2 separate regions of the Homo sapiens genome follow, and region 1 is linked to region 2. Evidence: chromatin loops called from intact Hi-C (ENCODE). Cell type or tissue: Caco-2. All regions are shown on one strand. Each heading gives the region's core, and the rest is flanking DNA. Links, peaks and the distances in the headings are about the cores only.

What was found. Peaks named below come from ENCODE experiments on the same cell type or tissue, not always from the same donor. Only the 100,000 strongest peaks of a DNase experiment are listed, where the experiment ranks them.
Region 1: it touches region 2 in a loop (6-fold over the local background); 3 of 110 quality-filtered maps call a loop at or near these places.

What each region holds. Positions count from the first base shown.
Region 1 is chr1:64,656,890-64,662,276 of GRCh38, forward strand. It overlaps CACHD1 (cache domain containing 1), which reads left to right. Exons shown (of 27, transcript NM_020925.4): 13 at 1,816-1,984. Among named protein-coding and RNA genes, the nearest start is that of MIR4794, 80 kb to the left of the region's middle. In Caco-2, for the core only: no CTCF peak of the experiment used is centred there; no DNase peak of the experiment used is centred there.
Region 2 is chr1:64,594,326-64,599,712 of GRCh38, forward strand. The region is part of intron 3 of CACHD1 (cache domain containing 1); the gene reads left to right. Among named protein-coding and RNA genes, the nearest start is that of MIR4794, 17 kb to the left of the region's middle. In Caco-2, for the core only: no CTCF peak of the experiment used is centred there; DNase peaks (open chromatin) are centred at 1,596, 2,106 and 3,916; H3K4me3 peaks cover 263 bases.

The sequences.
Region 1 (5,387 bases), core at 141-5,140, 62 kb after region 2:
TGTCCTAAAAAATAAAATGGTTTCTTCTAATATAATCCAAATAGAGTTAGCTTATCCTAAGGACAATTGCCTAAACTGCTTAGCACTCATAGATATAGCAGATATTGAGGGATTATTTCACTGAATTAATTTAAATATAACTTGAGAGATTATGTTAGCAGCATTAAGAGATTACTCCATCACTGTGTAACCCAAGTGCATTTTTTAGCACTTTAGGAGGCTGTTTGCTCTGATAGAAGTACTGACTATTAGAAGGTATTCACATGTTCCCATGTTACACAGGCCTGCTTCACTTCAAAACATGGATCCCATGTTATAATCAGTGAAAAAAACCCACTCCCAACCCATAGAGAGCCCTTCTAGAAATAGAGTTCCTTTTAATGTAGAGACTATTTTTTTCAGCTAAGAACATGACAGAAAGACCTATATTGAAATCTGCTTTCCTAAGAACTGTTTATAAAGTGCTACTTTTAGAAGCTTACGGTAACTTTATTTTTCTCTTACAGAATAGACCCAATTATAAAATTATTTTCTAGTCATTCTGGTAGGGTTTTGTCTTTTGGTTCCTTGGAACACACAACATAGGAAAACAAACTTAAAAGATGACTGTGAGATTGAAAAGAGAGAAAATAGTAAATGCCACTTCAGAGCACCTTGTCAATTTATAATTTGGGGAATGGAGGAAAAGGATTAAATTTGTTAATCTAATTGAATATCTTTGCCAGCAGTACTTGAAAGCAATTCCAGGAAGATGCAAATTGCTTCTGTGTTTAAGAGTCTACAACCATCCTCACAAATCCTAAATTTCACTTAACTCTAACCTGCCTAGTTAAAATTTTATCCTTCATCTTTTACTTTTATTTCACTAAGTAAGTCACATGAGCTGCTTTATAAGGCACCGTTCTTTAGTTCTGATTTCGCTAGTCATCAACTTCTTCATTTATTTATAAACCATCTTTAAATAGGTTCAGTCTTTCTTCTAATAGGATAATAATCGAGAAATTTCTTTTACTTTTAAGTCTTTCTCAAGTGGCTAGAACTAGGTAGATTGGCTTTTGATTCTGTGGTGGACATTGTCCCCACTAAATTTTGTTGAAGCATCCATTTCTAGGCACAAAGTGAATCTGAAAATACTACTGTTTCTACATATGAGCTTAATAAGTTAGACTTAAGCTATGGCATACTTGCCTACCATGGTCTGCAATGACAAATCAGGCTGACTCTGCAGGGATGCCATAGGATTTGTGTTTTTCATGAGTTTAAGTAGTGATGTTGGTCATTTCCAACCAGGAGAAGAGAAAGCATTCGTTGGAATAGAATGAATGAACTGGATTCTGTATTGGCTGCTCCTCAGTCCTTTCTTTTAAAGTGAGAATTCACTACTGGCTTGAAAAATAGTCAATTCTCAGAACACTTATTGCAAAACCAATTATGTATTTTTAAGTGCATTTCAAATCCAAATAGAAATAAGTGTTATATTATTATGTCCTGTTCTAGCTTGTGCTCATTAACCCACATTAGCAAAAAAAGACTAGGGTCACAGTTTCAAAGGGACTCCTTTCTTATCCTTTCGTTAGCCCCATGATTTTCTGTTACATACTTCAGGTCTCCTCAACAAGAAAAGAAAACAGAAAATACAAAATTAGATACCTTCTATCACCCTATCCTCATGTCTTCATTCATTCATCCCATATTTAATGAATACCTTCCACGTGAAGATAGAAGGTAGAGGCAGTAGAAAATAATGTATGCAAAGTCCCTGTCCCCATGGAACCCTCATTTTCTAGGTCAGAAATTCTTTATTGATTTTTACAGGTACAAGACACTTCCTTTATTCTGTGTATTGTGGTGATACAACCAGAAATACCTGTGAAACAACTGAAGAACCTCAACACTGTTCCCAGCAGCAAGCTGCTGTACCACCGGCTGGATCTCCTTGGCCAGCCCAGTGCTTGCCTCCACTTCAAACAGCTGGCAACCCTAGGTAAAGCCCTTACACTTCCTTCACATTCTTACTCTTAGCAGCTCACTGTAAATATCCTTTTGAATACCATCCACCCCACCCCTCCAAAAAAGATACTGAATGCCTGCAGAGTCAGCTGGTTTGGGGATACAAATATGAAAACGATTTGAAGCCTGGCCTCAAATCAGATCGTCTAGCAGACTCTGAGACAAGGTTTCGTGTGCTCGCGATTTATATAGGATGGGCTTTGAGAAACCAGTGAAGAAGTGAGAAAAACAGGACAAGGAAGGCAAAAAAGACAAGTTTGATGTTGAGTGAAGTTTTAAGTTCAGCCTGGTCTTCTAGGGGGTCTCTGGAGTGTAAATTACACCAATAGAGTTTGCCCAGACTCTAAAGAGAGCTCAACTTTCACATTTCTTAGTCACTTTCAACTTTCTTCTAGTGCTAGGTACAGAGTTTTCAGTAGCCCTAAGTCCATAGAGAGAGGCACAGATACAGCCCATTAAAGGTAAACATGTAAGTATGGGGATATTGAGGTGGGGTGGGGTAGAATAACAGTAAAAGGCCTCCAAAGGAATCTATGTAGCATATCAGCAGTAATCTACCACAGATTCCTATCTTCAAAAGGGCTTAGGAATTCGAAGATAATTCAAAGGAAGCAAAAAGGAATTTACATTTATTACGTACCAGATGTTTTTTATTTTTCACCTGAGTTGACATGTGATTGATTTGGGTTTACCAAAGATAATTTTCCCCCAGATAACATAAAATATAGCAAAGCTGAGATTTGACCCATGCACCTCTGCTCTGCCATGTGCCAGACACATACTAGGCATTCGTGGTCTATGTTGTCACCAAACCACAGTATACTGACAGTACAGTAAAACAGGTATTCTCTTTTTCACTGTTGAAAAGACTTAGGGTTCAAAGCAGTTAATAACGAAGAATCATCACACAACTGGCCAACTGAGAAGAAGGGGAACAGATGGGAATAAAATCAAGGCTAGAAGTCTGCAGTCTCTAGATTCCAAATGATAGCACTCGTGTTTGTGTTCCTCTCTTAAATTCCATCCTCGAGAGTTCTGCCTGGACATGAGATCAGAAGAGCAGGCTGGACTAAGTGGTCTCTTCTGGGATACCTCCCAGCAGTGTTGACAATTTGGATAGAGCCAGTGATGTTGATCCAAGAAGGCAGGATTTTATATTTCTTTGTTTTGATTTGGTCTTTGGGGTTTTGTTTGTTTTTATACAAAAAAGTATGTTTAAAAATTTCATATTTTTAAGAAATGCTTTACTGAAACACTGATGTGTAGAAGCCTCTTTTAAGTTCTGTGTGAGCAAGCTACTGCTGGTGAAAATTAGGTCACTGTTTTGAAATTTGAGACAATAAATTACAATAGTTTTCTTGATGAAAAAGAAGCTCAAGCCTAGATTTTTTATTTCCTTTGCATATCTCCCATAGCTACAGTTTCCAATATGGCAGCCACTAGCCACGTGTAGCTATTGGGCACTTTAAATATGGCTCATCCAAATTGAGGTGTATGGTAAGTGTGAAGTTCATACTTAATTTTTATATTGATAACATGTTAAAATTATAATGCTATTGTGGATATACTGGATTCCATAAGCATATTATAAAAATTACTTTAATACTACTTTTTGCTTTGCTTTTTTTTTTTTATTTATTTTTACTTTGACAGGGAGTTTTGCTCTTGTCACCCAGAATGGAGTACAGTGGCACGATCTTGGCTCACTGCCACCTCCGTCTCCTGGGTTCAGGTGATTCTTCTGCCTCAGCTGCCTGATTAGCTGGGATTACAGTTGCGCACCACCACGCCCGGCTAATTTTTGTATTTTTAGTAAAGATGGAGTTTCACCATGTTGGCCAGGCTGGTCTTGACTCCTGACCTCAGGTGATCCTCCCGCCTTGGCCTCCCAAAGTGCTGGGATTACAGGCGCCACTGTGCCCAGCCACTTTTTGCTTTTCTTAATGTGGCTACTGGAAAATTTTAAATTACATCTGTGGATCGCATTGCATTTCAGTTGGACAGCAAGCACTGCCTCATAGAGATTATTCAGATAATGTATGAACTTAATTATTTCATATATGATTAACAAGCAGACCATAGGCCAGTGTCTGACTTTCACTGGGAGGTCTTGGCACCCTTCCTCACCTTGATGGTAAGGCCCCAGGACAAGGTGGAGAGGTAATCAAGGGCATCTTAGTTAGGATCAGTTGGCAATGAAAATGAACCAAGGTAATTAAAATACAATAAAAAGGGAATAGGAAATATGGGAAGCAATGGCAAAGAAGTGGTTTCCATTTGATTTCAGTGATGTGGGGGTTTAGAGGCCAGGTCTTAAATATATGTCACCTGTGTTCAAGTGAGCTGATAGAAGGACATCATCTTTCTTGGTACACAAAGAGACAAAGAAAAAATTTTTAAGAGTGCATCATCTAAGGCAATTAAATATGTATATGTGTGTATAAATAAGCATGTCTACCTCCTAGACACAAAGCTTTGGGTCCTGTATCTTGATTCCTTCTGTCTCTTTGTGCTCACCCCATCTTACTGCACTAGCCTTTTCTAAAACGCCAGTCTCTGTCACTACAAAAGAGACCCCAAGCCACCTCTTCTTCTCTTTACTCCAGCCCCGTGGTGACTCTTCTGTCTCTGAAGTGGGTGCCTTTGACACTTCTTATATTATTGTGTTATTCTTACACTGTTATTTTTCTCTATTTTCCTTATTCCTTGTCACTCCAATCAGATCCTAACTTCTTTGAGTTCAGGAACTACCCTCTCTCTTTTTGGCAGGTCCTTGCATGGAGGGCCTGCAAAAGAATATATACATGAATCCACAGCATGCTGCTAGGCACCCTAACCTTTTCCAGCCTCTGGTTGTCTTTGCTTTGGTTAATTAATATAATAATAATCTCCCAGGGTAGCCAATGAAGATATCATCAGAATTAAATGAAACATAACATTATTTAATGTTTTCTGGGAATGGCAGACTAGGTAATTCTAACCCAACCTACTGAGGACAACTATTTAATAAAATTCCTGGATTGAAACGTAATCCTGGATTAAAATCTTGGAAAGCATCAGAGCTAACATGAGAGAGAGGAATTACTGGGCAAAAATCTCAGAGAAAATAAGAACCCAGAGAAGAGAGCCAACACTCAAAGCCACTTTTGCAATGCACATGTCTACCAATCCAGAAGAAACAGCTGTGAAATTAAACAGTGCTTTAAGTAGCTACTTCAGGCAAGGAAGAGAAGCAAAAATCAAATCCAGGGTCCACAAAAGGTGAAGACTCTAATAAATTTTTTACTCCCAGCCCCACATACATACATGCTTTTGGCAGAGATTCTAAAAGACTACATCTTTAGGGGAAGGCCTGAAGTTAAATCAGGCCTTGACTT
Region 2 (5,387 bases), core at 212-5,211:
TGATTCCAAATGCTGTTTTCTTTTAATGGTACTCTGACCAGTAGTAAAATTAGAATGGCTCATCTGCCAAGTGAAATGCTAAACTATGTGTTCCTTCTTAGAATTCTACTTGAGGTAACTAGATGACCCTCCAAAGTTGCTAAATTGGCTGACCTGCAGCAATTTGTGCCATTTCCCTGTGTGTGCTTGTGTGTGTGCATTAGGTAGATGTCTTTATCTTTAGGAGTCTTGATGAGTACCCTTATAGCAGAAAGCGCCTGCATTTGGATCTGCTGAGAATCTAGCTTCCTGCGTTTTTCGTGTGACCTTCATTGAAGGAAGAATGGGAAACCTGCCTCACTGCTTACGCTATTGAATTTCACCAGCTGCCTTTTATGGATTTTAAATAGAGATGGTTTTGTGATTTTTCTTTCTTTTTAAAATCTGATCTCTGTAGAAAACTGCCTAGCAGACTATACCAGCTTTAAGAAATAGAACCTGTCTTAGCTGAAAAGCAACCTTTTTGTGCATTTTTATTGTGAAAAATACCAAAGCAATTTCAAAGAAGGCCCAGATTTAAAAATCTATCTATAATCTCTTTCTGGGGACTTGACTTATCTGGTACGATGATGTAGATATCTGTCTTTACACTCTAGCTTTATTAACTTGTTAACATTGGGATAGTATTCCTTTTGTAGAATCAGCCATAAGTATTCTGCATCTTATATTTTTCTGTTTCTTTAACAGAACAGGGAGATGTATGGACAGGACTCTTCCCTCCTCGGTGCATGTGTGCTGGTAGATGGAACCAGTTAATCTCCAAGGTCATCTGCTAACTCTTAGTTGTTAGTGCCTCTCTTTTGTGTCTGTGTCATACCACTCACAGTTGTCTGCTGTGTACTGAATACTCAGTATGTGTGAGGGGAGAGAACACACCCAATTTACAGTCTCCGGTCTCTAGTCCTGGGAAATCTCAACCTCTTGGGCTTTCTGTGTGTATTTATCCAGCAGACATTGACTAAACTTTTGCTCTTCACAAGGAGACTCTGAGCTAGGCCCTGGGTATAAAGAAACATAAGAAAAGACCTCTCCCTTTGTGTCTACCAAGCAAGGGAGAAGGGTATATAAATAAATAACTGTAAAGTGTGTCAAGTCCCTATTAGAGGTCAAGTGGCAGGATGGACAGGGGTGCTATGGAACATCACAGAGGCAGCCTGCAGACCCCACCAAGCTGCTCTCCCCAGCCTGTTCTCTCTTTGATTTTTCCAGATACCCGTCTTTCTTCATGTGCCCCAGTCCAACCTGGTGATGAGGAAGATAAGGATAAATATTTAATGTGGTTGTGCGCCCACTTCCAATTCACCCTAGATGTCACCTGTGCAATTTTCCAAGCTTTTATGAGAAAGTGAATTGAATGATAATACCATCTGTTTGAATATAGAAGTGAGACACAAGGTCACAGCAGGGCCTTCTCTCCATAATCTGTTGTGGTAGGGAAATGGCGAAAAAGAAATATGGTTGGTCTGTGTGATACTTAGACTTAATAGAGAGGGAGACACTTTATTGCTCTGAAAGCCTTACCTTCCAAGGGCATTTGAAACCAGCCCTTGTTTCCAATCTGGCTGAGTTGCTGAACCCTGAAGGTTTAATCCTTATTACTGATAAGAAAGAAAGAATGTGACTTATCACTCCAATCTCTGCAGAGATGGAAGGAAAAACTATTTCTCGGAATGTGATTACATGTTATTTGACAGCTTTTTGGTTGGCCCATCTATTTAGGTGTTTGAATAAGTAAACTCAGTCGAGGGGGGGGTTGAGTATTATTTACTTTATAAATGTGATAGTTCCTTTTTGAAGTGATCCTGCTCTTGCCCCTTTCCTCTACCATTCAAACAGAGTTTAAATATTTGCCAGTGCAGATGTTTGATTTTTATCTTAGCTCTTTCTTTGTTTAACTTTATTCTCATGGGTGGTTAAGTGGACGATAAGGAGGTTCTTGTTTAATTCTTTTCAACTGGTGTTGCTCAAATATTTGGAGAGCAGATGCTTCCCAGAAAGAATGAGCGGGAACCTGGTTGAATAGAGGTGAAGAGATATGTCTCCGTGTCATATCACAGTAAACCAGACCCTGTTAGGCTGTTACTAGGGCCCAGGGGCTTAGTAGGCCTGAGTGTTTCTCAGTGTCCAGAACCTTCCTTTAGCAGCTCCTGCAGCTACTGGTGAAGGGTTTTTGCCGCCTTTGTTTTCCAGAAAAACGTGTGCTGTTCTAAAAACAAAGCTTGGTAATTCAGTGGCACTGGCAGCAAAGGCCTGCTTGTGTTGTGACCTCCCATCAGAAGCCTCTCAGCATTTCTTCCATACCCACTTCTGATCTGATACCAAGTTTTGCTTTCAGAAGAAATGATTTTTTTTAACCTTTTGCACTTATCTCAGCATTTTAGCAGTGATTAAAAACAAGCAAACAAGTAAAGAATATTCCCTACCCTATTAGCTATCATTACATTGGCTTTGTGTGTGGACTTGATGATCAGTTTCCACAGGGATTTGCTTTTTAATCATTACCTTAAAAATTCATCCATGAACAATTCCACATTTCATCACTGCCCTTGGAACTGACACTGTGGGTGTGATTTTTATATGCTATGTGATAAATGAGGCAGACTTCTCTGGAAATATTGAGAAAAACCCAGGTTTCTGAGTGATTTGCCTGGCAAATCACCTTCCCTAGGAAATTTAAACAAAGACCAAGAAAGGAAGTAAACCCCAACTGGTGTGTGAGTGGGGGGGTGCTGGAGGGGAGGCGGGGTCTTTATATCTCTTTCTTTCTAAACTGGGACTCCACTGAAAAGTTGATTTACACTGTGAATCGAGGCTGAATGAAATCCAATTGGAACTCACTTGAACACTGTTTTGATGTAAGATTCAAAGCTTCTGCAAATTTATTTTATCTTCTACATTTGCTGATCTCCTGCTTGTAAATCCTGTTGAAGGAGAATAAAAATGACTGCAGCCTGATGGGAATTAAATGTCTGAAGTTCAAAGCAGTTTGCACATCAGAGCAAACGTCAATCAAGTGAACATCTTGCAAGCCAGGCAGGGAGTGAATTTCTCCATGGGGAAGAGATCAAAGTGGGAGTCACAGTTCTGTTTTCTCCCTCGGGATGCAGTTTCGATCAGTTGTTCATGAAAGTAAATCCAGAAGGAAGTTTTTTTTTTGTTGTTTTTTTTTTTTTTTTTTTTTTTTTTAACTTACAGGGGTTGGAGAGATGGAGTTATTTCTCTTGAAACTGAATTTCAGACACTGGTTTTATCTTATGAAAATGAGCATAGAATGCAGTTATAGAGTCAGGGTCTAAAGGAGATTTAGATCAGAGTTTTCTATTGTCATTACTAACTTTTTAAAAGCACAGGCATGAGGAATGAAGCAAACCAAACCTCTTAAGTTGAATTGCCCATTCATTTTGTATGAAAATCTATGATTTTACCACTTCTTGGCCTTTCCATAAACCCGGAATTATATAAATGTGACTGGCAGCTAATGTACTTCTTAATGAAAAATCTTTTAGGTAACCCCTAAGAATAAGTGACATGTTTTTATAAAGTGTCCTAAGTATGAGCTTTATATTTCTCACATTCTCCAAATCAGGGCGAATAGCATGTTTCTTTTTATAAGTCACTTTTCTCAAAGGCATATGGGCATAAAATGCATTCCTGTCTTTGGCAAGGTGACTCTTCCTCTGGGGACCAGAGGTAGCTAAAGTAACAAGGATGGCTGAGCATGTTTTATCCCTGCGTGTGGAGTCCGGAGTCCAGAAAAAGCGGCAGGCATTGGAGTGTTAGTGAAGGGTAGAAAGATAAGCACTCTTCACTTTTGCTTCCAGTAGTTACTCCTGCTAGCCTAGCCAGTCCACCAGCCCTGTATATCTTAAGCCCCTATTGACACCTCCTTCTTTATCTGACCGGCACATCAGTGGTAGTGAGAAAAGCAGCAGAGTGAGGTTGATTTCTAGGCTTTTCATGCTAACTTGACTGGCGAGTGAATGCTGCACGGCTGAAATTCAGCACATGTGAGAGAACTCACGGCAGTTGAGACTCTTATGAAATACAGTAGATGTTCAATGAATATTATGAAATAAAATGCCCAGAGCTTTCTGGTGACTTAACTCTCTGCCCTTTCTCGTTACTCAGTCAACCAGTAAGAATTTATGGAATGCCCCACCTTCCAGCAACTGTGCTAGACGTGAGAGAGAAATATAAATCCTCCAGTAACCTACAGTCCCATTGGGGGAAGCTAAAATTTCTCAAGTGCATAAAAGGTTTTAGAGAGAATTGAGAATTCAAGAGCTACATGGATAGGGTTTAGTCAAATAGGGGTTCCATGATAATCATCTTTTGGAATTTCAACCCCATGTAACTGTAACACACATGTATTTGGCATAGGGGGAAGGCAAAATGAATAAGATAATTTGTTCATTATTTATAATAAATCTTATTTTTAAATTTTATTGATGCAATGGTCTGAATGTTTGCCTTCTCTGTCCCAAATTTATGTGTTGGAAACTAATCACCAATGTGATCATATTAGGAGGAATATGATTAGATATATTAATATCATTAATATTATTATATATTAATATTAATATATATTAATATCATTGCCTTTGGGAAATAATTAGATCATGAAGGCAGAGCCCCCATGAATGGCATTAGTGCCCTTACAAAAGAGGTCTCAGAGAGCTGCCTTACCCCTGTCACTGAGGTCACAGTGAAAAGGCCACATCTATGAACCAGAAAGTGGCCCCTCACCAGACACTAAATCTGCCAGTACCTTAATCATGGACTTCCCAGCCTCCAGACTTGTGAGAAATGAATTTCTGTTGTTCATGAACCAGCTAGTTTATAGTCCAAATGGACGAAGACAATTGATTAGTGTTTTGTTGGTATAAGCAGAATCTTAAAAAAAATCTATATCTAATAGATAGGACTGTGATATTATGTTGTTTGATTACAAAATAAGAAAAATAGGAAGAAGACATAGGCATATAGTTAAGAAGCAGAATGGCATTAGTCAGCTTGGAGGAGGAAGGACTCATCATGGGCCAGTACTAGGGAGAAATTTGAAAGAGGAAGAAGAGTTGAGCTGGGCTTTGAAGAAAGGGTGGAGTGGACACTGGAGAGCATCACAATTGGGGTCGAACAGAAGAGCACATAGGGAGGGGCCAGTTTCGTTAGAAGTGTAGGATAGGAGTTGGTGGGAAGAGAAGGTCGGATAGATTATTGTTGACAAGTACCACATGGTGAAACTACTTTATGATGGAGAAATGTTTATCAAGCACCTACTTTTGTTAATGAGTCACTGTCATTTTTATTGTTATAAAAATGTTTTTCTTTAATGCTGTTAGAGATTA